Linked DNA regions of Homo sapiens: region 2 is linked to region 1. A link is a loop called in an ENCODE intact Hi-C map of the cell type or tissue named here. Cell type or tissue: HCT116. All regions are shown on one strand. Each heading gives the region's core, and the rest is flanking DNA. Links, peaks and the distances in the headings are about the cores only. Region 1 overlaps SORCS3 (sortilin related VPS10 domain containing receptor 3). Region 2 overlaps SORCS3 (sortilin related VPS10 domain containing receptor 3).

Region 1 (2,808 bases), core at 283-2,782:
GAATGATAATCAGTTCGATTTGGGCATGCTGAGTTTGATACTATGGGACATCCAGGGGAAAAGGCTGTTAAGCTGTTGGATTTATGTGTCGGGATGTTAGGAAACAGTCTTGAGCTTAAGAGCACAGATAAGTCTCCTTGGCAAACAAAGACGAATTTAACAATAAAAGCTGTTTGGGATTCTTGTTGTTGAACATAGGATCAAATGCAAGTAAACCCAGACTGCTATCAATTCAGCAAACAGTTTTTGAAAACTTTCTCAGTGATCAACATGGTGCCAGGTACAGGGATCACCAAATGAACAGACTTGGTCTCTGTCCAAGGAAACATAATCTATCAAGTGCTTTGGTAACACAAAGGAGGGACTGATTAATCTACCATGAATGTTTAGAGGAAGATGTGGCAGAGGTCACATTTGACTAGGCTTCAAAACAGTGGTCCCCAACCTTTTTGGTACCAGGGACCAGTTTTGTGAAAGACAATTTTTCCACAGATGGGGGCACAGGGGGTGATTTCAGATGAAACTGTTCTATCTCAGATCATCAGGCATTAGTTAGATTCTCATAAGTGTGCAACCTAGATCCCTTGTATGTGCAGTTCACAGGAGGGTTCATGCTCCTATGAGAACCTAATGCCTGATGATCTGACAGGAGGCGGAGCTCAGGCAGTAATGTTGGCCTGCCGTCCACTCACCTCCTGCTGTGCAGCCCAGTTCCTAACAGGCCACTGACCAGTATAGGGGTTGAGGACCCTTGCTTCAAAAGGTAAGTTAGAGTTTGCCACGTGGATCAATGGTTTTTATGCATTCCCATTGCAATTGGACTTCACTTTAGAAATTAAGCAGATTCTAGAAAATGTAGGTGTTAATTTGAATGCCAGGATGCCAAATATATAAATTCATTAGGAGAGTTCACTATAAAATCTAAGTTTTATTTTAAAAGATAACTAACATAGAATAAGTGTTTTCAAGTCAGTTTAAGTTCTCTTTCATCATGGCCGAAAGCTCACATTACTTTCGCTTACCACGAGGCAAAACAACATTAAATATCTGAGTCAAGAAGGATGGTGCATATGATACGTTTTCCTTCAGTCTAGAGCAAAGTAAGTTCGGGTCTTGGAAGGGCAACCCTTCCCCACTCCAGCCAGATGCCTCATTCCCCATGGCTGAGTCAATACAAAAAGAATGAGTGAGTCAATTCTTGCTCACCTCAAGGGAGCTTGTTGAAGGTCACTCAGCAAAGTGGTGGCAGAATGCCATTGCTTTATGGACCTTGCCACACTAATGGGCACTTCCAAATGATGCTTCCCCACATGTTTGGCCTCTCTCCTCTGGCAGTGCATGTGTGTGCTTTTACCTTTAATTACAAGGCACAGCAGTGCACAGTGGTTTGGATGCAGGTGCCAGTGGAGATGGAAGCCAGCCAAGTAGTAGACGCTTGACCTGGTGAAGGATGACAGATTGACAGAGTTTGGACTCTGGTATTACCCTTTGATTTTGCTGAAGTTTAATGTGTTTTCGGCACTTCCAGGACTCCCTATGCATCACGAGCCCATTCAGCCTCAGCTTGCTTCTTTCTTTACTGTCGTTAGTGCCTTAAATTTTTGACTGGGAAAGAAATACATCAGAGAGACCCAAACTTTCTCAAGCTGATGTGGTTCTCAGTAGTTAGCTGGTAAATTTATAACCTGGAATGAGGCTGGGCTTTGACATCTTCCAAGTGAATGGCCTTCATTGGTCAGGGAGGAATGTTTTTCAGGGGGAAGTGTTATGTGACAGAATTTGTTTTTATTCAGTTCCTACTCTGATCAAAATCTGCCAGTGACTTCTCATTGCCTGTAGGATTCAGGCCAAACTCCACAGCATGGGGTTAAAGCTCCTTCGTAATGTACACCCAATATTTTTGCTTGCCTTATCTCACTCATACTCTTTGACCTTTTTTGAATTTAGATTCCCCATGTTTCCTTTACACTCCCCCAGTAGCACCAGTGCTTATGCCCATAGTATCCTCTTAAAATGATCCTCCCTAACTTTTTTCCACTTACTTGAATTCTAACCATCTTCAGGGCCCTGTGCAGAAGTCAGTTCCAAGGGGGCCTTTCCTGATCACCTTGGCCCAGTGTTTCCTCCCACATTTCCACCAACATATTATCTTTTAATGTTTCCATCTATATAAATATGGCTAGTTCTGTTATGGCAGGCACTGAGTTTTCCCCATTCTTGTATGCATCATAGTGCCTGGCATAATGTCTTGCAGGCTGTCACAGTGCAACATTTTTCTTGCTGCCTTGCGGGGGAAGCCGTGATGCAGGTGTTGAAGGCAGTTCCAGGGTAGCTGGATTGCAGCCACTTGTCAATGGTTCTCAATCTTTCCCTGGACGAGGCCTGTGGAGGGCTAACTAATGAAGAGGTCTTTTGCTTCAGGTTTTATCCCAGCTTCCCAGATCTGCTTTCCTGGTCCAGATGGCACCTGAACTTGGCTACTGCATTCTGGACCCACCTTCTGTGTTCAGCATTCTGCTGGCCTCTCCTGTCACTGCTATAGGATTAATGGCTTCCAGCTGTGATAGTTATACTCTTCCTCTAGCACCCTCTGCCAAAATCCAGAGTCTAGTACCTCTGGCTGGAGGAGACGAGGAAGGAGGAGTAAAGGAGACATTTATGGTGGAATTGATTACTCCCTTTTTGATGCTTTCATCGCACTCTTGTTTACCTCCCTAGCATGTATCTTCCTGTAGCTCAGCCATTTATGTCTTTGTGTCTCCTGCTAAGTCGTAAATGCCCCAAGGCCAGAACCATGCATTATCTGTC
Region 2 (2,808 bases), core at 169-2,668, 170 kb before region 1:
GCAGTAAATGAATCATGAATGAATGACTCATTCAAGAAAAGGCCCTCCATACTGCTGACTGTTGGAGGATGCTGTCCTCCTTCACAGTGGCCAGTTGAGCATTCACATTGACTTTCTGTTGCTGCCACTGTATGGGCCATGTTGGAGACAGGATTTGGAAAAGTGGTAGATGGAAGGAAAAGCAGAGAGCACACACTGGGTCCAAGAAGATGTGGGGCCACGGTACCTCTGAATGTGCTGTGTGTGGTGGAGTATAATTCTCCATTGTAACTTGAATTGTTTTTGAGAAAATGGCAACTTCCTTTCTGTTTCCACCCAAAGGGTGCATATTGGCCTTCTGTGACATATTGTCCCATTATCTTCTCCCCCATGACTATGTGGTTTGATTTAACATAAATATTATCTGCATTCCAGTATTATAGACAAGGTTCATTTATCCCTGGGTAATGATCTTTTAGGTTTCTAATGTTTCAGGGGTTAGAGGAAGGATGGGAAAAGTGGTTGTTCTCAGATTCACATTCCTTCAATACTTCTGGTGACTAGCCTCACATCCCCAAGTTCTCCTTGCCTTCTGATTAAATGTGGTTCTGACTCTCAACATCTTGTTTTCCCAGCTTAAGTGTAAGCCCTCTGAGAGCTGATTCTGTGACTTGTGCTGACACAGCTCAGGATTTACATAGAGAAAATGATCAGTAAATACTTGAGTAGTGGGCAGTGTTTGTCCACTTAATCTGTGCTGCAGCAATGGAAAAAATGACCTTCTCAAGAGGGTGGCAAGTCCTGCTTTGCAAATCACTGAGTAAAGGAAAAGCCCCGAGGAGCCTTGGGACTGCTAGCCTACCTGCTCAATAAAGTTCCACCTTAAGATACAGGCTAAGCCTTACCTCCTGGGCCTGCAGTAACAACATATTTTGTAATGCTGATTCCAGAGGACTTGACTGTGGCAAGCTTGGGTAAGTTAGGTATCAGTACATGTCTTTGGAAATTGCAGCCTTCTCCCCCTTCCCCCTTTCCCTTCCTCTCCCTTTCTTGCTCCTTGTTTTTATTCCTCCCCCTTCCCCCTTCCCCTTTTCCTTCCCCCTTCCCCTCCCACTTCCACTCCCCGTTCCCCTTCCCCTTCTCCACTCCCTTCCCCTTCCCCTCCCACTTGCCTTCCTCTCCCCCTCCGCCTCCCCTCCCCTTTCCTCTCCTCGCTCTCTTTCTGCTTCCCCTTCCCTTTCCCCTTTCCCTTCCCTCCCTTTTCCCTTCTCCCTTCCCCTCCCTCTTCTTCCCCCCTCTCCTCCCCTTCCTCCTACTCTTGGTTTTTGATAAATTTATGAGTCTATTAGAGCTTGCTGGTAGTATAAAACATGGTCAATAGGTGCCACTCTTTGAATAGTTTTACTGTAGGCATTGCTCATCGTACTCCAGTACAGTGCATACTAAGGGATCTAGAACCCAGATGTTTAACAGAATAAGCAGAATTGGCACTTGAGTCAAATGTTTTCTGAAAATAAACCTCTAAATATATTCTCCTTGACCTGGGTCAGAACTGTAGAGCAGAGCTTCTAAAGGTATGGTTCACAGGAGAACTGCCTTAGAATTACAATTACCTGTCTTACTTGTTTAAAGTACAGCTTCTTGAGCTCCAAAGTAAATGCACAGAATCTAACTCCATAGGGAAGGCACCATGAATCTGCACTGTTCTGGGAGCTCCCCAGGTGATTCTTACATGCACTGAAGTTTGAGAATCATTTAGAGCAGTCACTTTTCCTTCTTTAGAGGGAGATAAGTAGGCACATTGGATTGGAATTCAGTATTAAGGAGGTGAACAACAGATAGTTTTTGAGACATCTGAGAGTTTGTTATACTGAAAAAACTGTGTCCTACTTTTTTTTTCTAAATTGTATTTTATAACACAAAGTATATTTAAGGAGAAGTTGTGGTTGAGACGGGGCCAGGGAGAATGGGAGAAAGGAAACAAAAAATTAGATAAGCAAAAAGATTTTTTTCTGTCTATTGTTTTCTTCAATGGTGTGGTATCCATTACCATCAAACAGAGCACCTGTAATAAGTCACCAGGGCTCTTGAAGAAATTGGTGAAGCTTCATTCTCTTGCAGTGCTTATTAGTGATTCAGTGTTTGTTCAGCTTCTGCTGATGGAGAATTTTCTCTTCAGAAGCTTCACAAGTCAGAGGTTACCCCTTGCTCCCTCCAACCCAATTTTCTATGCAAGAAGCATCTACTTTCTCTGCCTAATTAGAGACACTCCTCCTCCTGAATGACACTGGAGTGACCTGTCATGGAGGCAAAATGAGAGCACATAGAGAGTGTGGGTAAGTATGTAAAGACCTGGGCCCAGAGGGAGGTACAGAGGGCAGGGGCGAAGTGTGGAGCTGGCTATGCAGACCGAATCCAAATGGCCTTAGAGAGTAGCTCCACTTTCCAGCACCCTCTCTGCAGAATATTGACACAGGCTTCACTTTGTTTCTTCCTTGCTTCTGTGTCTCCCCTCTCCCACCACTCTATCTTCCAAACCTTCCACCTCTCCTGTTTTCATGAGTGGAAGAAGAGAGGGTCAAAGAACTGCCAACTTACTTGCATTTAAGAAAGTGGAGCCAACATGTAGTGTGAGAAATGTGTGGGCTCTTCACAATTGCACAGGGAAGAGCAGAGATTCAGGAGAAATGACACTCCTTCCAGGGGCTCTAGACTGCTGCATGTTAGGTCCCTACCAGCCCACAGCCAGAGGAAAAGCCAGGGTGAGGCCACTTCACAGGGCTGGCTCTGGAGGCCATCCCAGATGCTGTGCCCACGGAGGTGTTGTGG

What was found. A loop is a pair of places that touch in the nucleus more often than their neighbours do. Peaks named below come from ENCODE experiments on the same cell type or tissue, not always from the same donor. Only the 100,000 strongest peaks of a DNase experiment are listed, where the experiment ranks them.
Region 2: it touches region 1 in a loop (11-fold over the local background); 7 of 110 quality-filtered maps call a loop at or near these places.

The regions. Positions count from the first base shown.
Region 1 is chr10:104,936,539-104,939,346 of GRCh38, forward strand. The region is part of intron 3 of SORCS3 (sortilin related VPS10 domain containing receptor 3); the gene reads left to right. Among named protein-coding and RNA genes, the nearest start is that of SORCS3-AS1, 270 kb to the left of the region's middle. In HCT116, for the core only: no CTCF peak of the experiment used is centred there; a DNase peak (open chromatin) is centred at 1,243; H3K4me3 peaks cover 550 bases.
Region 2 is chr10:104,766,552-104,769,359 of GRCh38, forward strand. All of the region lies in intron 1 of SORCS3 (sortilin related VPS10 domain containing receptor 3), which reads left to right. Among named protein-coding and RNA genes, the nearest start is that of SORCS3-AS1, 100 kb to the left of the region's middle. In HCT116, for the core only: a CTCF peak has its summit at 1,371; a DNase peak (open chromatin) is centred at 1,390; H3K27me3 peaks cover 1,300 bases.